3 separate regions of the Mus musculus genome follow, and all the other regions are linked to region 2. A link is a loop called in an ENCODE intact Hi-C map of the cell type or tissue named here. Cell type or tissue: heart. All regions are shown on one strand.

Region 1 (8,000 bases), 51 kb after region 2:
ACTCAAGACCTTCAGAAGAGCAGTCAATGTTCTTATCTGCTGAGCCATATTGCCAGCCCCTGTAATACTTTTCATTAACCTGTGTCAGTTGGATTTACTGACTTAATAGTGTAAAACTGTTAATATTTCTGTGAGGTATTCCTCCTTCCTTCCCCTTGTGATGCTCTCTGAGCTGCTCAATGAGAGAGTCAAGCTCTTTGTTATGGACACACAACAGGGGCAGCTCATAGGACAGCCTTCATGCAGGCAGATTCAGCTCAATCAACAGACAGACAGGGATGGCAGAGGACAAGGAGAGCAGGGTAGGGAATTTACATCAGGGCTTGCTCTTGACTTAATGACACAAGAGGAAGTGCTTTGATTTCTTTCCTTAATGCGACACCGATGCATTATTGCTGACTGAGTTAATTATTAATTCAATCAAACCAAATGCACTTTTGGAGACAAGATCTCACTGTATAGCCCAGGTTAATCTGGAATTTAAACTTCTCTTGCCTCAGCTTGCCAAGAGCTGCCTCTCATAGGCCTGCGTTTCAACACCGATAGCTTGAGTGCATGTGGCCTCGAGACTGAAATGTTTCATTCCCTGTTTGGGGGCGTCTGTGCATGCTGGAGTATTTTTAAAGCTATTTTATTGTTTTTTATTATTTTTATTTTTATGGTGATTGGTCTTTTATCAGCATGTGGGTGTCAGAAGCTCTGAAACTAAACTTACAGACAGGTATGAGCTGCCATGTGGATGCTGAGAATTGAACCCAGGTCCTCTGTAAGAATAGTCAGTGCTCTTAACCACTAAGCCATCTCTCCGGCCCCTTTTATTGGGTTCTCATATCTATTATCCTTCTAATCTCATAACACTAGGTAGGAGAGAAAGGTTAGAGGGGAGAGCAGATGTAGAACTCTTTTAGACTACTTCCTGCAGATTAGGGGCATCAGGTCCTAGGGGCAAGTCAATTCATTATCTTCAAAATATCTAACAAACTGGCAACTCAGCAAACACAACAGCAGGAAGGGACTGTGTGTACAGCAGTGGCCTCAGAGCACTCCAGTCCCTTCCACACCGGGACTAAAACAAAAACATATTCACATATCATAACTTGGTTTTTTTTTTTAAAGATTTATTTATTTATTATATGTAAGTACACTGTAGCTGTCTTCAGACACACCAGAAGAGGGCGTCAGATCTCGTTACGGATGGTTGTGAGCCACCATGTGGTTGCTGGGACTTGAACACTGGACCTTTGGAAGAGCAGTCAGGTACTCTTACCCACTGAGCCATCACACCAGCCCCATAACTTGGTTTTTAAAGAAATCAAAACTCTCAATAAATATGTGTGTGCGTGTCTGTGTATCTGTGCATGTATGTGCATGTGCATATGTATATTTATGTGTATATATGAACACAGACATACCTATTCTACAGCATACCTGTAGAAGTCAGAAGATGACTACCAGGGCTCCATTCTCATGAAAGGTAGCCTGGTTCCAGGTGGAGCTAAAGCTAGAAGCCCCGGAGACCCTGAAGGGATGGTAGGCACTTCACCTGTTCCCTGGCACCAGGCCTGTGGCACTAGCTGCAGCTCCTCGCCCCTCATAGATTTGTGACTATTAGTCTAATAAGGTCAATGCCCCAAGCCCCTCCACAGTGTAGAGGAAGTGACCTGTAGTCCTGTAAGCTCAAGACAGGTCTCCATTTTAATGAGGTACTAAAGGCCTGGAGGCTTAGTCAATAAACTCTCCTTCTCAGGCACTCCTCCCTGCAAAAGGTACTAACCTCAGGCCCACCCGGAGAAGTGGGGTACGGTTTTACTCATCCATTTTCTGCCATGACAATAAACACTTTAAAACCATGGACTACCTCTTTTCATCAGGATCCACCGTGGGGAGTCATGGAGAAGGCCTTCACCTATAGGGCTTTCTATTCTCCTGTAAAAGGCCTCTCTGTGCTCCCAACCACGACCAAGCCAAGCTCAAGGCTGCCTCCACTATCATGCCAAAGACAAGCTCCAGCCAGAGTTCCCATTCCCTCACTCCCACACACATCCCAGCCCCAGGCTAGATCCAGCCTTGGGGGTGGGGGTGGGGTACTCCATTCTCAGCTCTTCCACAACCTGAGAACTAGACGGCCCAGGCACCCTTGCAGGCCTGGGGACCCCCAAGCCACCTCCAACTGTCCCGCACCTCATACTGTGTTTTCCCATCTCCATATCAGTGTTCCAGGGCTTCCCTATGGCCCAACACCTGCCCAGTGACATCGTGTGGTAAGCACAGTCACTTCCTGTGTCCTGCCTCCCAGAGCGGCCGAGCCCCGTGGAGGAGCAGTCATGGGACCCATACCTACATTTATGTAGTTTTTCAGAGAATTACAGGTTTCAGACCAGACTGGGATACACGAAACCCTATCTCAAAAAACCAAAACCATAGCCAGTGGTGGTGGCTCATGCCTTTAATCCCATCTCGCTGGGTAAGCAGAGGCAGTTAAGCAGATTTCTGAGTTCCCGTACAGCTAGGGCTACACAGAGAAACCTTGTCTTGGGGGGTGGGGATTGGGGGTGGGATGGGATGGAGGAAAGCAAAACCAGGGCTGGGGAGTTGGCTCAATGGTTATAGGCTTTGTTGTGTTTGGTACCTGTATTAGTCAGGGTTCTCTAGAGTCACAGAACTTATGGATAGTCTCTATATAGTAAAGGAATTTATTGATGACTTACAGTCTGCAGCCCAATTCCCAACAATGGTTCAGTAGTAGCTGTGAATGGAAGTTCAAGGATCTAGCAGTTACTCAGTCTCACACAGCAAGCAGGCAAAGGAGCAAGACTCCTTTCTTCCAATGTCCTTATATTGTCTCCAGCAGAAGGTGTAGCCCAGATTAAAGGTGTGTTCCACCACACCTTTAATCCCAGATGACCTTGAACTCGGAGATTGAATCTTCTGGAGTCCATAGCTACTATGCCTCAAGATCTCCATACCAAGATCCAGATCAGAAACTTCTATCTCCAAGCCTCCAGATAAGGGTCACTGGTGAGCCTTCCAATTCTGGATTGTAGTTCATTCCAAATATAGTCAAGTTGACAACCAGGAATAGCCACTACAGTACCCATATGACAACTCACAATTGTCTGTAACCCCAGTTCCAGGGGATCCAATGGCATCTTCTGACCTCTGGGGCTACTAGGCACACACGTGGTACACGTGCATACTTGCAGGCAAAAGGATCGTATATATAATATTTTTAAAAGGCTAAAAAGCAAACTCCTAAAACAAATGATACCAAAACAAAGCCTGGAGCTGTAGATAGTGGCAGAGGGCTTGCCTGGCACACAGGCAGCCCTGAGTCCACCCTCAGTACACCAAATAAGGAAACTAGAAACACTGAGACCCTGCTAATTACAAAGCTAGCTAGCTGGGCAAGGGACACTTGTCATCCCAGCACCTGAAGGACTGAGGTAGGAAGATGGTGACTTCAGCGTAGCCTTGGCAATTGAGTGATATAAAATAAAGTATGTTGGGTAAGGTAGCACATACCTTTAACTTCAGCACTTGGAAGGCAGGGGCAGGTGTATATATGAGTTTAAGGTCAGCCTGATCTACATGATTTCCAAGCCAGACAGAGCTATGTGGTGAGACCTTGTCTCAATAAACAAAAGATAAAAATAAAGGGCTAGTGAGATGGTGCTGCTGCCCAGCCTTAATGACATGCGTGTGCTCTTCAGGGCTCGCTGATCTCCATTGCACAGATACAAACACGCCAACAGAGCAGTGTACAAAGTAAGACATTCCCACTCGTCCCACCATGCTCCCCACATGATGATAAGGGACTGAGTCTCTGGAAATGTGAGCAAGCCCCCAACTAGATGCTTTCTTTTATGAGTTGCCATGGTCATAACTAAGAGTGGTTTCAGCTCTGCAGGGATGGAATCTAGATGTGTGGGCAGTTTGTTTGTTCATTTTGTGTTTGTGTTTTGAAACAGAGTCTCTCTTTGTAGCCCTGGCTATCCTGGACTTTACTGTATAGACAAGGCTGGCCTTGGACTCAAAGAATTCTGCCTGCCTCTAACTATCCTATGTAGACCAGGCTAGTTGAAAGCAGAGTTCTCTGCTTCTAGAGAACTGGGACTAAAGTTCTGTGCCACTCTGACTGGTTTTTGTTTGTTTGTTTGTTTGTTTGTTTGTTTTGTTTTGTTTTGTTTTGAGAGAGAGAGAGAGAGAGAGAGAGAGAGAGAGAGAGAGAGAGAGAGAAAGAATTATGTTTGTGGAAAGAAAGGATGAGTGTAGACAGCATTAACATCTAGAGTTTATTTATCTGGCAGGTAGCCTCTCAGTACCATGATCTAGACAATGTAGATTGTGTTTCAGGCTGGGGATTTTATAGCTAAGGATGGGGAAGGGAGAAGAAGGTTTCATAGGGGCAGAATGGGGGTTAGCTGTTTTCCTTAGACAAGGTCTTTTTCTATCACCAGATATCTGGGGTCAGGCAGCTGCTTTTCTTCTGCAATCCCCAAAGAGCTGGCTTTCTGGAACTATGAGCTCAGTTTACGGCCTGGGATTTTTGTTTTGGTGGTGGTACAATGTAGGGGTAAGAAAAACAAGGGCTGGAGAGATGGCTCAGCGGTTAAGAACGCTGACTGTTCTTTCACAGGTCCTGAGTTCAAATCCCAGCAACCACATCATGACTCAACCATCTGTAATGAGATCTGACGCCCTCTTCTGGTGCTGTCTGAACAGCTACAGTGTACTAAGATGTAATAATAAATAAATCTTGCCAGGCCTGGTGGTGTACGCCTTTAATCCCAGCACTTGGGAGGCAGAGGCAGACGGATTTCTGAGTTCGAGGCCAGCCTGGTCTACAGAGTGAGTTCCAGGACAGCTAGGGCTTCACAGAGAAACCCTGTCTCGAAAACCAAAAATAAATAAATCTTTTTAAAAAGGGGGGCTGGGCGTGGTGGTGGACGCTTTTAATCACAGCACTCACACCTTCAATCACATGGAGGAAGAGGCAGGCAGATCTCTTGAGGACAGCCTGGTCACAGATGGAGTTGTTCCATGACAGCAGGGCTACCCAGAGAAACCCTGTCTCGAAATGATACAACCAAACAAAAGAGTCAGGGCTTCTAAGCTAGGCAGGCAAGGACACTTTAAAAAGCTGGGGCACATACACGCGCAATTAACGTGCGGATGCCAGCTAAAAGTGGCAGTATCCACTGTGGCCCTTAACTCATCTCACGTGACTGGGCGGGAACCGCCGCTTAGCCCACTCCCCCTTTGGACACGCCTACTTTACGACTGCCCAATGAACCTGAGTCTAGGTACGCCCAATAGCCGGTCGACAGCGTCCTTATAAACCAACCATCATCCTTTCCTCTGTTGAGTGATAAGCCAGCTATCCAGTGAGCGAGACTCGAGTTGGGCTCCAGGCAGGAAGCACTGTAGCGCGCGTCCAGGGTCGCGGCGTAGAACCGGACGGGTGGCTCTCTTTGCAGCTCGCGGAGGCGAACCGGGCGGCAGGTAAGTGGCGGGTCCCGAGGCCGGGGCCGCGGTGCGGGGCTGTGGGTTCGCCGAAAGGGAAGCTGCGGGGCGCGGTGCAGCGGGAGGAGTGGGCGCACAGCAGCGGGACGGTTAGGCACCTCGAGCCGGCGGCCGTTGGGCTCCATTGAGCATGCGCCAGGGGCGGGCCAGCCGTTAGTAGGTCGGCTTCCGGGGACGGTGATGGGAATGGCGGCTCTCGGAGGCCCCATGTGTACCGTGGTGGGATTGAGGGACCGGGCGGATCCACACTGCGTTTTCGGTCACGGCGAGAGGACTCAGGCTATCTGGGCAGACGTCCCGAGTCTGCAGTCACCGGCTTCCCGTCTTGTTCCGCCGCTCGCCCAGGAGATTCTTCTCCAGACTCTGATGCGGAAGGCCAGTGTCGCGCCTCTTAGGAACGTGGCCATTCACTCGGCGTCGCTTTCCCGGTGTGAGGCCGGTTCAGCCCGTTGCCTCTGGTCTGCCTGGACCTATAGTTGAAACTTTAGGTCTGTGACAGTCTGGGTTCACTTGTTTCATTTTCCTGGTTGAAGCAAGGCCTGACGTATTGGGGGTGGGGGGCCATACGCTCCGAGTTGCGCCTCAACTAGTTCCCGGAACCTTTTGTGTGCCTAGATTCTTGAGACAGGATCTCTTTACATAATCCTGGTCGTCCTTGAACTCTCTCTCTGAAGACCAGGTCGGGCTCGAACTCACTGAGGTCCACTTGGCTCAGTCCCCGGAGGTCTGGTATTAAAGGCGTGTCCCACTAAGCCCGGCTTCACATTTATCCTTTCACCAGCACAATAAATGTTTTTAAAGCAGTACTGCCTAAAGACAGAGTACACATATGAGAGGCCAGAAGATAGGTTCTCCTGAAATCGAGGTTGTTCTTGAAGTTTTTTATTTAGGTGTAAATATTTGAATGACTACCTGTGTGCAGGTGCTCTAGGAGGCCGGAAGTACTGACCCTGGAGTTAGAAGGATGTAAACTGAGAAACCTAACTCAGGTCGTGTGAAAGCATCATTAATTCTTAAGCCACATTGGCCACCTTGCCTAGCCAGTCTTAGAACTTAAAAGTTTTTTGGTTGTTGTTGAAACAAGATCTCACTGTGTAGCCCAGGCTAGCCTGGAACTAGAGATCTGTCTGTCCCTGTCTCAGGCATTTTTTAGAATTCATTTTTAATATATTCTAGCATTTGGGAAGTGGAGGCAGGAGGATCTGGAATTCGAGGCTAGTCTGGGCTACACACAAGTTTGAGGGCCTGCATGAGACTCAGTTTCAAATAGAAATAGGTACATCTTGGTCATTCAGGTGTTTGAACCCAGAGATGTGTGATTCTTTTCTCCCCAGGACTGGCTTTGAGCTCTTTGGTGACTCATCTTCTCGACTTCAGTACCCCACCCAGCTAATTCCCTTTCAGTGAATTAGTTTCTCCCTGCTGTTGCTCTTATCTTCCACTCCATCTTGAGCAAATTCTTACTGAATCACTCAACTCCAAGCCTAGTTAGCAACTGAAGTACACAACACAGGCCCTGGGCCTGCTCAGCTCTCCTCTCCTAGCTGTCTCTGCTTTAAACCTTTGCTGGGGTCTAGTGCTTTAAGGACTGATACCTAAGCATTTTCACTTGTGTATGTGTAGGGGTGTGTGGATGTGGGGGACTCGTACAGCACAGTGACAGCCAGGTGTGATGTAGCTGGAGTAGGCTCCCTCTGCCTGCTGTGGGAGTTGTGTAGCATAGGGATCAGTGGACACTGAGGAGGCTGTTGGTGTGATCCAGACAAAACAATGTAACCCAAAAATGACACCCGTGATATTCTTACATGCTGTGGCATCAGCACAATCAACTTGAATATGCTTCACCACCTTTCAAAAAGAAAACCTCTGGATGGGTTAGAGAGATGGCTGATTGATTAAGAGCACATGTTCTTTCATTCTTTCAGAGCACTGGGGTTCAATTCACATGATCTTATATTTGGCTATAAAAAGGAATTCAGCATTTATTCCCATTCTGGGTGGGTGTTGAGAATGGTAGAGTGAAGGAATCAAAGTAAAAGGCCAGGTGATGCTGTCTGAACCTATTTATAGAAAATGCCCAGAAAAGGCTAGTCTGCAGACGCTTCTTGGCAGAGTAACTGTCTGGGAGTTAGGCAGGCGATGGTTGTGGGCAGCAGGCTACTTTGTGGTTTGGGGGATGGAGTTCAGGGTTTTCTCACATGCTAGGCATTTATTGGTGAGCCACACCCCAGGCCCAGGGGTTTTTTAAATTTACTGATTTTGTTTTATAGAAGTGTTTTGTCTGAATGCATTTATATTCAGAGTGCATGTTTGGTCGGAAGGTCAGAAGAGGACATTGGGTCTCTTTGGAACCGGGGTTATAGACAGTTGTCGACCTTCATGTGGATGTTGGGAATTGAACCTGTGCTCTGAAAGAAAGATCATGTGATCATGTACTTTTAATCAATTAGCCATTTCTCTAGTTCATCCAGAAGGTT
Region 2 (8,000 bases):
TTGCTTGCTAGATGGAGGGAGAGAGAAAAAAAAGAGGAGCAGCTCAGAGACCAGTGCTGCTGCTCTGGTGAGGACCAGCATTGCCGGGGCTAGCCCAAGGCGGGGGGGGGGGGGCGGCAGGGGGATCATTGAGAGGCCCTGCCTGCCTCAAAGGACTAAGGGGGAGAGCAACTGGGGACACCACTGCTTCCTTTAGCCTCTGTCACAGGAGCACACACGCGCTTTTTTGGTGGGTGCTGGAGGCCGGGGACAGGCTTTCTCTTCGTAGCTCTGGCTGGCTTGGAACCATAAGGGCAGGCAGGCCTGGAAGTGCCAAGCAGGGTGCTGGAGCAGCAGCTGAGAGCTTACATTTTATTCAGAGGCGTCAAGTAGAGACAGACAGACTGACTGACTGACTGACTGGCAGGCCTGGGGTGGGCTTTTGACACCTCAAAACCCACCCTCTAATGACACATTTCTCCAGACAGTCTATTAAGCAGGAACCAGGCATTCACATCTGTGAGTCTATGAGGCATTCTCTTGTAGACCACCACAGCTTCAGTTACTAAGGAGCCCGAGGACATCACCACAGCCAGCCATCGCTGATCCCTCTGTGTAGGGAGGATCTTACCCCAGTAATTAAATGTTTCTATGAGGATGTGTCACATGCCTCTTTCTGCTACAACTCAGGGGCAGAACCAGTCATCTGCCAGCCCTGTCCCAAGGGGCGTGACAGGGACCATGCACTCTGCTTTGAAGGAGAGACTCAGAAGGGTTTTGTTTCTCTCTCTCTCTCTCTCTCTCTCTCTCTCTCTCTCTCTCTTTGTGTGTGTGTGTGACACCTGTGCAGGTGCAAATGTCTATGGAGGCTGGAGGACAACTTCAGGTGTCCCTCCTCAGGAGCTGTCCACTTTGGTTTTATTAGTAGTAGTAGTATTATTGCATGTGTTTGTTTTGTGTGCACATGTCTTTGTGTGTAGGTACACATAGCCCAGTGCACAGGTAAAGGTCAGATGACAACTATAGGCTCTCCCCTTCCACGTGAGCCCAGGTACTCAAACTCAGGCATGCAGGGGTGATAGTAAATTACCTTTACCCACAAGCCATCTTGCTAGCCTCCCTCCTTGTTTTTTGAGACAGGGTTTCTCAATGGCCTGGAACTCACTAAGTAGGCTAGGTTGGCATTGAACCCTAGGGATTCTTTTTCTCTCCAGCTCTGGGATTACAAGCGCATCTTACCACATCTGTTTTCCTTGTTTGTTTGTTTGTTTTTTCGAGACAGGGTTTCTCTGTGTAGCCCTGGCTGTCCTGGAACTCACTCTGTAAACCAGGCTGGCCTCGAACTCAGAAATCCCCCTGCCTCTGCCTTCCGAGTGCTGGGATTAAAGGTGTGCGCCACCACGCCCGGCCACATCTGCTTTCTTACATAAACCAGATCCAAACTCAGGTTTTTTGCACATAGCATTAATGAAGGAAGCCGATAGAAAAAATGAAAAGAAGCTGGGTGTGGTGTTTCCATCTGTCTTCTCAGCATTTGAGAAGCCGAGGCAGGAGTTTGTGAGTTCTGGGCCAGCCTGGACTACAAATTGAGAGCCTTTTTCAGAGACATGGAAAGCAAAGGACAGTGCCAGTGCCTTATCCTCCCTTCAGGGAGTGCGCAGCAGGTGTGGTCAGAGCTGGACGCCTCAGGGACCTCATGGGAATGAGGATTGAATGAGGTCACAGCCAGTAGTGTGGGCTTGTAAATAGGTATCTCTGTGGGGATTATAGCTGTGCAGTGTGATGCTGGGATGAAACCTGGTCGTCATTAGCACGTGCTCCACCCATGAGCTGCGCCCCAGCATCTGGGCTGTCTCTAGAGTCAGCTCTCTAGCTTCACATCAGCTCTGGGTGCCCAGATGGAATCCACTATACACAGAAAATACTTGGGCAAGGCAGATGGGCTGCTCTATTCCTGTAATCGCATCGACTCTGAGGTCTGAGGCAGGAGGACTGCAAGTTCACGGGTAGCCTGAGCAACTAAGAGATAACTACTCAAAATAAAAAAGTAAGAAGCAGTCTAGGTATGTGGGTCCACATGTACAAAGCCAAAACCAAACCCGGGAGGGAGGGAGAAGTGGTTGATTCGGGGAGAGCCCTGTGCCTATGCTGAACATGGACAGAATCTTTTGTTGTTAGTCTTTAAACAACACAGAGGAGCTAGTTTTCATAGCTTTAAGAGTGTAGAGCTTACTCCAGTGTATGGGAGAAGCTGCAGCTCCGTGGACAGTGCCAGCCAATCAGGGGCGGTGCAAGCCTCAGCAGAATGCAAGTTCAGCACAGCTTGATTCAGGCGGCAGTGTTCTGGAGGTATCCTGGCACCCGTGCTCGGGAGCGGGATTCTCAACAGCTACATGATGCTCAGTGATAGAGCACCTGACCAGCCTGCACCAGACCCCCGGGTTAAGGAACCCTGCTCTGCAAAGCACAACCATGTTAGTTGATGTTGATACCATGTGGTGGTGATGGGTGGCACTCAGAGAATGAAGCCCGGTTCCCTTTCTGCAGGTCTCCCAGCCAGAGTCCCCACTTCTGGCTGCTCATGCCACTGGGACTGGGGCGAAGGAAGAAAGCACCGCCTCTGGTGGAAAATGAGGAGGCGGAGCCAAGCCGGAGTGGGCTGGGTGTTGGGGAGCCTGGGCCCCTGGGTGGGAGCGCAGCAGGAGAATCCCAGATGGGCTTGCCCCCACCTCCTGCTGCCCTCCGGCCTCGCCTCGTGTTCCATACCCAGCTGGCCCACGGCAGCCCCACAGGCCGCATCGAGGGCTTCACTAATGTCAAGGAGCTGTACGGCAAGATCGCTGAGGCCTTCCGACTACCAGCTGCTGAGGTATCAGGACCAAGGTCCCTTAAGAGCAAGCCACAGGCCTGGCCACGTATTCCTATGAGCTAGGGCTCATGTTCCTCGCAGGCCAGCAGCCGCTGAATCTGAGAGGCGTGGCTACCGGAGGATACTGAGTTCTTACCAGGCCTTGAGAGGCTTGTACTCTAGTAGGTGGGGGTTGGGGATGTGTGTTCCCAACAGGCCTTATGAGGCTCGGAGGTTGTATTGCCCATTAGGTCTGAAGTAGCCTGTGTCCTGGTAGGTTGTGGAGGACTGACAGACACGTGGTAGCTGGGTTTCCATAAGGTATTAGGAGGCTTGTGCCCCCAAACACTGGGAGCTGGAGGTCAGGAGCAGCTTCTATTTCTCCATGATGCCCTGGAGGCATGACTCCAAGCTCGAAGCTGAGAAGCCGCAGGGTGGGAGGGCGACAGTGGGGCAGAGATTCAAGTAGAGGCGGGTAGGAAGGCTGGGTGGGAGTCTAGGGTCCATTCACTCCTCAGTAGGTATCAAGTGCTCTCTGTATATCAAGCTAGCTCTGAGTTTTACCACGACAGAAATCCTGCTCGTAGTATGTGGACCTCTCCTTGGCCCTGGGTGTCACCAGTCCCTAGGGTAGGGATGTGTTGGGAAAGAAGACCCAGGGAGGAAGGCATGAGCATCCTGCCCTACCTCTGCAGGTGATGTTCTGCACCCTCAACACCCACAAAGTGGACATGGACAAACTCCTGGGGGGCCAGATCGGCCTGGAAGACTTCATCTTTGCCCATGTGAAGGGGCAGCGCAAAGAGGTGGAAGTGTTCAAGTCGGAGGAGGCTCTGGGGCTCACCATCACCGACAACGGGGCCGGCTACGCCTTCATTAAGGTGCCCGGGTGGGTGGCACACCCTTAGTCAGTGGCCAGGGTCTGTAATGGGACCTAGAGTGGAGCTTCCAGGGTTGATGCCTGCCCCTCCACAGCGCATCAAGGAAGGCAGTGTGATTGACCACATTCAGCTCATCAGCGTGGGGGACATGATTGAAGCCATCAACGGGCAGAGCCTGCTGGGCTGTCGGCATTACGAGGTTGCCAGGCTCCTCAAGGAGCTGCCCCGAGGCCGCACCTTCACCCTCAAACTCACAGAACCTCGAAAGGCCTTTGGTGAGCCATCCTTGCACCCTGGACCACCCACTGGGATGACCTTGAGCTCTTAAGAAATACAGGTGGCAGTCCTGGGAACCACCAGCAGGTGGCGCCCGAGCCTGCAATGCAAAATGGGGACAGCCCCACCCTACCCAAGAACTAAGTGCTGGCTGACAGCCCAGCCTGAAGGAAGTTGTCCCCACACCCGACTTCCAGGAGCCATTAGCCCAGCCAAGTGCCCCCAACCCTGGCCAGCCCCCTCAGCCTGGAGAGGTGAGGCTTGGCTGCTTTGTACAGCTCCTGTGCCCTGCCCCTGTCTCTACCTGGCTTCACTAACTCTCTGGAATGGGCCTGAGGCACCCCTGGTGTGGGTAGAAAGGGCTTATCTGGAATTCAGCAGCTATACTCACGCTTCTCAGCCCTCAATCCTTCAAAGAGAAGCTCCCCTCCATTCTCTCTCCAGCTGCCTTTCTGCATGACCCCCAGCTGCCCCTCACGCTCCATGCAAAGTCCTGCCTTCCTGGAACCCAGCCCCTCTCCCAAGGAGCCTACAGAACCTGGCGATGGCGAGAGGTGGCTGTGTGAAGCCTAGGTACCTGAGTACTGTACTCGCTGTATGCTGAAATTCCCCACTACCTTTACCTCCCACAGATATGATCAGCCAGCGTTCAGCCGGTGGCCACCCTGGTTCAGGCCCACAACTGGGCACTGGCCGAGGGACCCTCCGTCTCCGATCCCGGGGCCCTGCCACCGTGGAGGATCTGGTGAGTGAGCCACCCCTGGCCAGTGACAGCATTCTGATTATGTGAAAGACCCTGGACACCTCTGCTTAAACCTACTCTTCCCAACTTTGAGACCTACCGTGGCCCATCGAGCCTTGGGACTCCTCCCTGTAGAGTAAGAGTCGGTAACTTCTTGTCAGAGCAGACATTAATGATGCAAACAAAAAGCACTGCCAGACATGGGGTTTCAAGCAGGAAGATTCACATTCAAGGGCAGCTCAAACCGTAAGACCTTGTCACCAAGGTCTTAGATGAAAATATATGAAAGCCAGCCCAGGGTGGATACGTACGTATGTAATCCTAGCTACCTGGGAAACTAAGATTTAATGTTCAAAGTTTGGGCAACTTAGAATATGCCTCAATATGAGAATGATCATTTCTGGGTGTTGGGGACTAAAGAGATGGCTTAGCAGTTTAGAGCACGTGTGACTCTTGCAGATCACCCAGGTTCAGTTCCAAGTACCCATAATGGGTGGCTCACAGTCATCTGTTAACTCCAATTCCAGAGGTCCAGTGTTCTGACCTCCACAGGCACCAGGCAGACACTTGTACACATACACATGTGCAACCAAAGCAGTCCTCTACATAAAATAAGTAACGACAAAACCAGGAGCTGGGGATGCAGCTCACTGGTAGAGCTGTTGCTGAGTCCCTGGGAGCCGTCCCCAGCACTTAGGGCATCCAGTGCCTATCACAGTACTGTTGACGTTATTGTGCTGTCTTGTCCCCGCCCTCCACAGCCGTCGGCCTTTGAGGAGAAGGCCATTGAGAAGGTGGATGACTTGCTAGAGAGCTACATGGGGATCAGAGACACGGAGCTGGGTGAGTGGGGCACCCACCCATGCCTGCAAGGTGGGAGTGGGCTTCCAGGTCTCACCCAGGCTGAGTTGAGCCTACACCTCTGCCCATCATGACATCTGTGCCTCCATCTTTTCCAGCTGCCACCATGGTGGAGCTGGGAAAGGACAAAAGGAACCCGGACGAGCTGGCAGAAGCCCTGGATGAGCGGCTCGGTGACTTCGCATTCCCAGATGAATTTGTCTTTGATGTCTGGGGAGCTATCGGGGATGCCAAGGTTGGCCGCTACTAAGACTGGAACTGAACCTGGACCTTGAGATAACCTGGCTTGGCCTGGCTGGGGTTTCCAGGAGGGGTGCCACAGCCGGGACCTGGGCACACAGCCGAGGCTCGTAAATCAGCAGCCTGGGAAAGGCATGGGGTGCAAATGCCCTGTGGTCCTGGCCCCACTCCAATCAGTACCACCACGGTGCCCAGCCTGGTTGGGGTCCCCGGCCAACCCCTGCCGGGTTCCCCACCTACCTCAATAGAGTACTCGCATGGGAGGGACCAACACACTGGGCAGTCACCTCTGTCCCCAACATTTCCCACCATCAGCTGGCAACTGCCCCTTCTGTCCCCCTGGGCCTCAGTTCTCTTTGGGGTCATGACCTCCCTACTTTACTTTTTTTGCTTTGTTTATTTTCAAGACAAAGTCACTATGTAGCTCTGGCTGTCCTGGAACTCATTCTGTAGACCAGGCTGGCCTTGAACTCACAGAGATCCACCTGCATCTGCATTCACAGTGCTGGGATTAAAGGTGTGCGTCACCACTCCCTGCTCTCCCTGCTTTCTTGACACCAGAAATGCAGAATGGCAATAATGCCTTCCCTTGGGCATCTCCCACCTGAGGGGAGCCCTCTCAGTTGGGGTCTGTTACCTCCCATTTGAGTGGACACTGCTGTGAACCCCGGTTCCTTGTCTTTAGACAATGAGGAGGGAGGGGGAGGGAGGCAGTGGGCTTTTGTGTCCACACACCCTCTCTTGGATATAGAGATTTTACTCTGGGAGCTGTTTGGCTCTGGGGAAGGAGGGGTGGCCAGGGAAAGAATGCAGCAGCTGAAATCTATCTCCTGGATTCCAAATTGAATTAGGAATTGGCTGCCCTGCTGCCCCCTCCCCCTGGCTGGAGGCCGTCAAGCTTCCAGGCAGTGCTGGAGTTTCTGGCTGGCTTGGGGTTCAGACCTGGTTCCCCACTCACCCAGGCCTCACATATGCTCCTCTTGTGTGAGAGCCCCCGTGTGTGGCAGCAAGGCCTGTTGCCCTGTTACCCTAGTTGTACTCAGGGGACAGGCATCCATGGCACAGTGCTTCACAGAGATGTAAACCTGCCAAGCTTGTTTTGACAGTCCATTTCATCCTAGGATTTAAGGAGATCAAGGAAAGGGTGGGGTGGGACCCTGGCCAGACTTGGGGAGAGGGGAGGCAATTGGAACAAGGGGAACCAGGCCAGAGGTCTCTCTCCAGCAACCATAGGAATGTTTGGGGTAAGCCCAGCAGAGATGCTGCAGGAAGGCTGAGTGGTACTGGTTCCCTGGTACCAGGCAGGAGATGGGTATCCTGGATATAGGACAGAAGCCCTGCAGATGGCTACTTGCTATCCCTGATCACAAGCCCATTTTCAGTACTGATAGTAGAACCCAGGGCTTCATACATGCTAAGGATGTGCTCTGTCACTGAATTGTAGCCCAGGTCCTATACTGGGGTCTCGCATGTCTGCTGGGAGCAGCTGGGACCATGTGTAGTGGGTGGTTGGTAGCCAGGTTGAACCAGAGCTGTGATTATTGTGGGTAAGCCTTGGGTGCAGTGAGTTTCAGGGAGCTGTGTTCAGTGTGTGCATGGGTCTCTGGTGTATTCTTTCTTTTTTTTGGGGGGGGGGATTCAGGATAAACAGGCCTTAGAGATGTGATTATGTGTCTCAGGACAAGTTCTCGGGGTCCATGGGCATTGGTTTAAGGGAGACTACATCAGGAGGTGTGCTCTGGGGCTGGGAACAGACTTACAGTGACAGTGAGATTTACACCCAGTGCTGAGGTAAGCATCAGTTTCATATGGGGGAGGGGGGATAGATGTTACAGTCAGCAATGGTGAGTGCTATCCAGTGTTTACTCCCCATTATGACTAAGCTGACAGTGGCTGCATGTGTGCCCCTTTTCAAGACAGAAGGTGAGACATAGCTATGGATGCAGGGTGCCCTATGAATTGCCTACCTCCCCATAAGGCAGGATACAGATGATAGCCTGGCTCCCCTGAGTCATTTAGCCACCTCTCTTCACCTAGGATGACTCCCTGTTGCCCTGGTCTAGGCTGCCCACCTCTGCCCAACTGTGACAACCATAAAGGCAAGGGTAGGAGGCATTGCTAGCTCCCATCACACCCAGGCAACTCCCAACCCCTCAAGTCCAATGAGGACAAC
Region 3 (8,000 bases), 230 kb after region 2:
AACTTCAGGGAGCCTGGACTCCTAGGGCAGGCCGATGGCAGCCACTTCTCCCACAAAAGGAAAAACACCACATCTTGACACCTATGGCGGGCTGTCACTGCTGTTGTATGCTCCTGTTGCTATAAGAAAATGCCCAAGCTTGGTAATTTATGTACTGTAGAAATGTACTGTTTAGTCAAGCAGTAAAGGTTTGTGTTACCTGATGTCCTAGAATTCAGGAGGCTGAGGCAGGAGAATTGCCATTAATTTGAGTCCAGCCTGGGTTCTGTAGTTCCAGGCCAGACTGCTGCAGAATGAGACAGTAGCATCTAAAGAAACAAAGAAAACAAAACTATACTCACTGTTGAGCACTCCAGGCCCCACAGGTAGCACCAAACCCAGGGTCACACAGATGGCCTGCTGAAATTCAGTGGCTCACAAAACAAAAGTCATGAATCTCTCAAAGAGATGTGTACGGAGAGAGGGGAGCGGGGATGTAATATTCACACACATGAAAGACAAAATAAATAAGCAAAATAATAGCAAGGCAAGTCAAGGACTAGGCTGGGCTAGCCTGGGGTCAGTATTTGGGGACTTACCTATGCAAAGCCTTGGTTGCAGCCCTAGTACCAAAGAGAAAACAGAAGTGCAGCTCAGTACATTCAAGAGTTGTGTGACTATTGTCTCCATTCTAGAACACTCTCTTTACCTCAAATCAGTCATTTCTTCCCTTCTTTTGCTCCAGTCCCTTGCAGCCTCTGGTCTACTCTCTTGTCCCTCTGAGGTCCATCTGCTCTAAACACTTCACACAGAGACCCAAACACCCAGCGGCGTGGGGTCTGGCTTCTCTCACTTCTAGCATTTTGAGGAGTGACTCTGTGGCAGGTTGACTCTTGTGATCCGAGTCACATGCATCTTGCTTTTGTATTTCTGATGCTGGGGATGGAACCCAAGGCCACATGACGTCAGGCAAGTGCACTGATTGCCCAGAACAGAGGAACCCTGGCTCTGGGCCCCCTTTCCTAGCTGTGGACTCTAGAGCGAAGGACCTTAGGCAAGTACCCTCCCGCTGGATGGCACCTGAAGCAGCCCTCAGGAGGTCTCTGGACAAGGCCTGAGCCATGCCCCCAGTCCCTCAGTGGTAGATTCTGGTTATGAGCAAGAAGAAGTCTGTAAGTTTCCTGTGTGAGTTTATTTATGTTGGGGGACCAGAAGTATATATTATATATTGTCCCCAATTACTGTCCACTTATCATTTAATTTAGAATGTCATTACATTTTTCAGGTATGTGTCTCTGCACGCATACATGCATGCACGCACACACGTGCACATATATATACGACCTGTGAAAGACAGAGGACAACTTTCCGGAGTAGACTCTCTCCTTCTGCTATGTGGGGTCTGGGTATGGAACCCAGGTCTCTCTTCAGGCTTAGCAGCAAGAGCTTTTACTGCTGAGCTATCTTGCCAACCCTCCACCTTAAGTTTTGAGACAGAGACTCTGCAAATGTACATCTGAGTCAGCGCAACAACTAGGCGAGGCTGGCTAGCCAGTCAATCCCAGGGAGACTGCTGTAGCTCTCCAGGGCAGCGATTACAGGCAGACACTGCTGGCTAGCTTCTCACAGGTGTGAGGTATTGAACTCAGGCCCTTACAACCATGGGGCAAATACTTTAACAACTAAACTATGACTTCAGTCCCTCTAATTTTTTTAACCCGTATTCTACACAAATCACCACAAGATAGGGACTGTTCAAAATCCCAGAAGTCTGTGTTGTAGTGAATAGTCTATAAAGAGTCTCACTTGCCCAAATCTCTCCTCTGAGAGTATTTTTGCCTCCACCCCTAAAAGATCTTTGTCATAACTAGGATTATGCTCCTGGCATTTAGCAGGTGGCAAGGAAGGGTGCTGCTCCTGCCCCACAATGCACTGGGCAAGTCTCTCTCTAGACTTATCAGCTACAAACACCCACAATGCTGTGTTTATGGAACCCTGAGGACAGCACCATGTCTGGGTTGCTTCTGTCCTTAATGCTCTCAAACCTCTGTCTTCAGCTCACTGCCTTCACTCCAGACTTCACCATGGCCATCAGGGTGACTCAGAAATTCTACAAGATGTTCACCTCCAGTCCCCGGGCCTTCAGCAGCCGCTCATTCATGAGTGGACCCGGTGCCCACATCAGCTCTTCCAGCTTTTCCCAGGTGGGCAGCAGCAGCAGCTTCCGGGGAAGCCTGGCTACCAGCGCTGATCTGGGTGGCTTTGGCGGGGCTGCCGTCGACACATCACAGTGGTCATGGTGAACCAGAGCCTGCTGAGCCCCTTGAAGCTGGAGGTGGACCCCAACACCCAGGCTGTGTGCACTCAGGAGAAGGAGCAGATTAAATCCCTGAACAAGTTCACCTCCTTCACTGACAACTTACACTTCCTGGAGCAGCCGAACAAGATGCTGGAGACCAAATGGAGCCAGTTGCAGCAGCAGCAGACATTGAGGAGCAACATGGACAACATGTTTGAGAGCTGTAGCAACAACCTCCACCGGCAGCTGGAAGCCCTGGGCCAGGAGAAAGCTGGGGGCGGACCTTGGCAACATGCACAGCCTGGTGGAGGACTTCGAAATGTCCCAGGGAAGGAGGCACACAATGTGTCCCCACTGTTAATTAGTCCAGTGGTGGAGCTGTTTGTTTCATGACAGCAATTTTGCTCAGTAGATCTGAGGCTGGGGGATTTTTATTTTACAAACTACAGATCAGATCTGGAGTGCTCCCACCAAGGACCCGTGTGTTAAAAGCTTGGTTCTCACCTTGGCGCTTTCCTTAGTCTGTCATTACTATGACCAAAGTCCTGAGAGAACAACGTTAGGGTCGGAAGATCTATTTGGCTCATGGTTTCGTGAGACTCCCTCCGTGTTTACTAAGCTGTGTGCTCCCAAGCAGGATGCCTCAGCATGAGAGACTGAGGCGGAAGACTGAGACAGAAGTGCTCGCAGCAGAGCAAACAGGAAGCAGGGAAAAACTAGGTCTGGGGAAAGACAAGTAGTTGGTGATCTCACTTTTCAAGCTAAGCCTCACCTCCCAAAGTTGCCAGAACCTTCCAACATAGTGCCACCAGGTGGACAAGGCATGAGCACCGGAGGTGTGTGCACAGTCAGAGTCTCATAGAGCTACAAGATGGCAGAACCCTTGAAAACGGAGGGCTATGGGGTGGGGGAAGCCCGTTCAGTGTGTTCTCACTTCTCAGCCCTGGCACGGTTGGCTTTACACAGGCACACGTCTCCCTGCCTCTCCACAAGCCCAAAAAAACAGAACCCAAGGTCTCTCTATAAATCAGACATGGGCTTTGGTAAGGAAAGGAGAACCCACACAGCCACGCTGGGTTCTGGCTTCTGCAGGATCTACTGTTTCAACAGAGCAGCTCCCGTTGGGGTTGTAGAAACTGAGCTTCAGTGAGAGGGAGAGAGGCGTGACTGCAGTTCTCTGAGCTGTTGCCCTCTGTCCCCACTGGCTCCCTCCTACCCCACTGCCTGTCTTCAGCCCTGGGTCGGTACTGGCTTTGTCACTTCAGCAGGCCTACTTGAGATTAGGAACTGCCCATACCTCCCCCCACCCCCAGCTACTGCCCCACCTCCCTGGAAACCACTCTTGTCTTTTCTGTCCTTTCCCAATCTCTCTCTATCCTCAGATCTCTCTTTCTCACACACAGGACCCCTTCAGTCCCATCTGGCCCTTCCACAGGGCCTCAGACCCCACCACTCCCTGCTGCCTACTTCCATCTTCAGTCTGCCAGCCTCCCCATCATTCACACTGCTGAGGCAGCCTCTGCTTGAGGAGGCCCCAGTGTCCTCTCCAAGGCTCTCCCTGACCTTCACCTTCCACCTTTGCCTTGGCTCCCTGGGGTTCTCTAACGTTTCCTACCATCCAATGAATGCTCACTAGCTCCAGCTCGAGCTTTCTCTCGCCCTTCTCCCTCCCTCCCCCACTTCCTTCCTATCAGCTTCCCTGGTGATGCTCACCATCTTACAGACCAGTCCTACACCCCAGTCAACTCAGCTTGCTCCAGGCATCAGCCAAACCATCACCAGTAAGCATTCAGGATCTCTTAAGGACCCTTCTTCCTTTTTATCTACTCATCTATCTCTTGATCTCACTCATAAGTATGTCTGGGGTGGCATCTTCCAAACTCCTTTCTACTCCTATACCACTGCTCCCTCCTGCCAGTCTCTACAACACTGCCAGTCCTGTCTCACCTCCTCCCCACCCCTGTCCCCACACACTTTTTTCTTCCCCCAGTCCCCATCTCAGGCACTCTCTGCATTCTCCTTCCCTCCAGCCCATCAGACCTCAGCTTTCCCCTTCTCCAGGCTGGGGAGGTAGCTGTGCCTCCTGCACACCTGGGGAGAAGGGACGAGCTGGCTCACCTGCAGTCACAGAACAGTAGGACAGCGGCCCCTAGTGGCTGGGGAAAGAACCACGGTTTATTTTAACGGGACCGACTGGGTTCCTGGTAGCACATCAGCCCCAAAGACATATCTTTGGCCCAAAGTTTTGGAGGTTCCCTCCATAATCATATAGCCTGCAGAAAGGCAACATATCTTTCTTGGTAGTAGATGTGAAGAACACACCATTCAGTTCCTAAACAGGAAGTAAAAGGGGGAGATGGGAAGGGAGGAGACCCTCACAGTTTTCTTCAGTCACCCTCAGTGTGGTGGTTTGAATGAGAATAGCCCCCAGAAGCTCATATGTTTGAACACTTGGTCTTGAACACTTAGTGGAACTGTTTGGGAAGGGTTAGAAGGCGTGGTCTTGTTGGAGGGGGTGTGTCATGAGGGTGGGCTTTGGGGTTTAAAATCTACACCATTCCCAGTTAGCTGGCTCTGCCTTGAGCCTGTGTCATAGATGTGAGTTCTCAGCTACTGCTCCAGCACCTTGCTTGCCCAATGGCTGCCATGTTCCCCACCATGGTGGTCATGGGTTCTGACCCTCTGAAACTGTAAACCCCAAATAAACTCCTTCTTTTCTAAGTGCCTTAGCCATGATGTTGTATTACAGCAACAGAAAATAACTAAGGCACTTTGTGATTCAAAGACCTCTATAAAGCTCCAACTCCCAAAGGTGTATGTACTGACTCCCAACAGTGCCAAGCTGGGACCAAGCTTTCAACACGAGTGCCGGCAGCAGAGGACATGCACGACAGACAAGAACACTCTAAGGTGGGCAGTACTGTGGAGAGGAATGCGAAGGTCGGGGTGCTAGGCACGTGGAGGTGCAAGGGTTAAGGAGTGTCTCTACAGCATACTCTAAACCCAGCCACTCTTCCTTCCCTTGTGTCCTATGCCTTCACTCACCAACCTCTCGTCTGATGGTCAGCTTCCGACTCCCCAGCTCTCTCAAGTCACCCCTATAACTTTTTAAATATATATTTAGTGTGTGTGTGCACACTGCATGTGTGCATGAGTGTGGGTATAGCTCAGAGGACAACGTGTGAGAGTCAGTTCTCTCTTTCTGCTATGTGAGTTCCAGGAATCGAACTCAGATCATCATGTTTGGTAGCAAATGCCTTTACTTGCTGAGCCATTTTGCTGTTCCACGCACATTATTTTTAAAAACCGAGGCTAAAATATTATTATGTAAAAGTAAGTGCTCAACACTCCAGGACGGACAGCCCAGGGCACGTGTCTAGGTCCACGACATGTCTACCAGTCTCACACCCCCGCCATAGGAAACCCTATTATCCACCACTGCCCTCTCTCTCCCAGTCTCGGACCACCATTTCCTGTCTCTATTCTTTTGATATTTCACACCAACGGAGTCATATACTATCATACTACATGACTTCAAACTCAGGGCACTTCTACCTCAGCCTCCAGAACGCTGAGATTACAGAATGTGCCTCCTTGTCCAGTTTTGACTCCAGTTCTGTAATTGCTCTGTGAGATCTGGAACCTCGACTGTCCTTCTGTGAGATGGAGAAGGGGGTCTTCTCACACCTGGGCCATGCCCCCAGGGCTGACTTGCTTTAGTGCTTGCTAGTTGGTGGGTCAAATGTAAATATTACAGCTAACCTCCAAATATCCCCACTCCTTCTGATGCTCAGCTACCCTGCATCTGTCCTCACTCCACTTCCTTGCTGTGCTGGGGATTGGAACATGGCCTTCGATAGACCCTGGCAAGAGCCCTACCAGCTCCTCCCAAGAGCAGATTCTGAGCCAGCGCTCTAAGATTGACTGACATTCCTCAATCCTCACGGAGGGATCTTAGGCAGGTGCCCTACTGCAGAAGCACATCTTAGCCCCTCACATCTTCCTCCCCATCTCCATTGCTATCCTCCACCAGCACACTATCCGTTATCAGCAGTCTCTGGCATTTGCTCTCTACCCCACACTCTCCCCCTAGTGGCCATTAGGACCTGTGCACACTTGAGTTCCTTCTCGCCCTTCCTTCCCATAGTTTCTGTCTCATGGCCCACTAAGCCAACGTACTCAGTACCTCCTCCCTCTCATCTGAAGGGGCCTTCACTGATCTGCTCAATGCTCCTGCCTCTGGACCCTGGAAAAGGCTGTTCAATCTGCCTGGCAGGACCTTCCTCATATTCCCTCCCCAACCCTGAGGCTCCTCCCTTTTCTCAGCTCTTTATTCAAACCCCATCTTCCTGGAGAGACCTCCAGGGACCTCCCCCAACTAAAGAGCGTAGCGCTGAAGCTATGAGAGTCTACCGTGAATGCAGTCTTCTGTCCCACTCCTACATTGCAAAGCCTGCCACCATTTCTGGGTTCATTTTATTTCCTTTCCTTGGTGACACTTGTGTCTTGGTGGCATCGTTTATGCATTTGCAGGACCTTGTAGTATTTGTTTGTTTCACCAATTAGAATGTCAGTCCCAGAGGAGATAATTTGTTCACTGCCATCGAACTGAGTTTTGGAGTTAAAGGTATGCTCACGATGTCCAGCGCTCAGTGAGGCCTTTATCTCACTGTTCACTTGAGTGGGTTCTGAGTGTGGTACTGGAAGGAGCTCAGAAATTGCTCAAGGGATCCAGTACAGGAAGCCCCCAGGGACCGCAAGAGTGCACAAACCCCAATCATCCAGCTCCCTCGACAGGTCACATCGATCTTGCAGGTGCAGCAGGCATCTCCTGGAAGGAGTTGGGCTGAGACAAATTTGGAACCCTAGAAACAAGGGTTTACTGAGCCAGAGACCGTAGGCCCCACACACTGAGAGCCCAGAAGGGTACCATTATGTCTTGGAATGAGGTGTCCAACATGCTAGATGCTCAGGCTATGGGATCACAATGATGCAGAACATTGGGTATCTTCATGCCCAGACACTCTGCACATCGGTGTCCTCAAGTACACGGTGCTCAAAAGATGGGGTGTCGTGCCTATAGACTTAGGGTAACCCAAGACGCAGGACAGCCTGTGCATAAGGATCTAATGGGACCAGGTGTACAGAATGTAATGCCAAGGAACGACGTGGTCACTCTGCATAAGGTCCCAACGTGAAAGGCAGGATGCTAGAGTGAACTGCACCCTATCCAGGCCTCGGGTACCTCTAAGGAGTAGAGGGTTAGAGGTACCCGCAGCGGGCGAGTCTGCGCGCGCGCGTGCACGCTTTGGTTCCCGGAGCCCGGCTGCCGGCGCAGCCTCCACTGCGACTGCGCAGGCAGAGTCCGGGGTGTGCGGGTGACTCTTCGTGTTCACAACCTCCCTGCATCCTTTGCCTTCTGAGCCCTCTGCCCAAGAACCCAAGAGCCACGGTTAGGATGGAGGCTGGCAAGCCAATTCGGCCGCCACCAGGGGCGCACCACCGGCCACCAGAATTGGGGGAGAGAAGGGTTTTGGAAAGCGGGAGGGGGAGGGGACATCCTGCTAGGATTTTTCCAAACTGAGCCTTGGTCCTTAAAAAATATATATATCACGACTTTTCTTCATAATGGAGCGTGCTAGTTCAAACTATCTCCTGGATTGCTTTTGCAGAAGAGATGGGTGGGCTGCTGGAGAAAGGAAGCTAGTAGCTAAAGGACTCC

Evidence for each region. Peaks named below come from ENCODE experiments on the same cell type or tissue, not always from the same donor. Only the 100,000 strongest peaks of a DNase experiment are listed, where the experiment ranks them.
Region 1: a loop joins it to region 2, with 2.4 times the contacts of the local background. A loop is called at or near these places in 12 of 42 quality-filtered maps.
Region 3: a loop joins it to region 2, with 7 times the contacts of the local background. A loop is called at or near these places in 15 of 42 quality-filtered maps.

Annotation. Positions count from the first base shown.
Region 1 is chr8:83,709,836-83,717,835 of GRCm38, forward strand. Ddx39a (DEAD box helicase 39a) reads left to right here and starts at 5,342. Exons shown (of 11, transcript NM_197982.3): 1 at 5,342-5,502. In heart, a CTCF peak has its summit at 4,691 (motif pointing left); DNase peaks (open chromatin) are centred at 5,346 and 5,636; H3K4me3 peaks cover 2,586 bases; H3K27ac peaks cover 2,443 bases.
Region 2 is chr8:83,658,433-83,666,432 of GRCm38, forward strand. It overlaps Gipc1 (GIPC PDZ domain containing family, member 1), which reads left to right. Exons shown (of 7, transcript NM_018771.3): 2 at 2,527-2,848; 3 at 3,523-3,708; 4 at 3,803-3,983; 5 at 4,617-4,729; 6 at 5,488-5,569; 7 at 5,686-6,357. The coding sequence starts at 2,561. The coding sequence ends at 5,837. Among named protein-coding and RNA genes, the nearest start is that of Ptger1, 4.2 kb to the right of the region's middle. In heart, no CTCF peak of the experiment used is centred here; DNase peaks (open chromatin) are centred at 2,769, 3,049, 4,039, 6,999 and 2 weaker places; H3K4me3 peaks cover 1,341 bases; H3K27ac peaks cover 2,390 bases.
Region 3 is chr8:83,889,709-83,897,708 of GRCm38, forward strand. It overlaps Gm26721 (predicted gene, 26721), which reads right to left. Exons shown (of 4, transcript NR_166528.1): 2 at 579-602; 3 at 200-308. It also overlaps the pseudogene Gm5355. Among named protein-coding and RNA genes, the nearest start is that of Gm26721, 6.0 kb to the right of the region's middle. In heart, CTCF peaks have their summits at 4,427 (motif pointing left), 6,375 (motif pointing left) and 7,769; DNase peaks (open chromatin) are centred at 4,403, 6,443 and 7,673; H3K4me3 peaks cover 671 bases; H3K27me3 peaks cover 4,299 bases.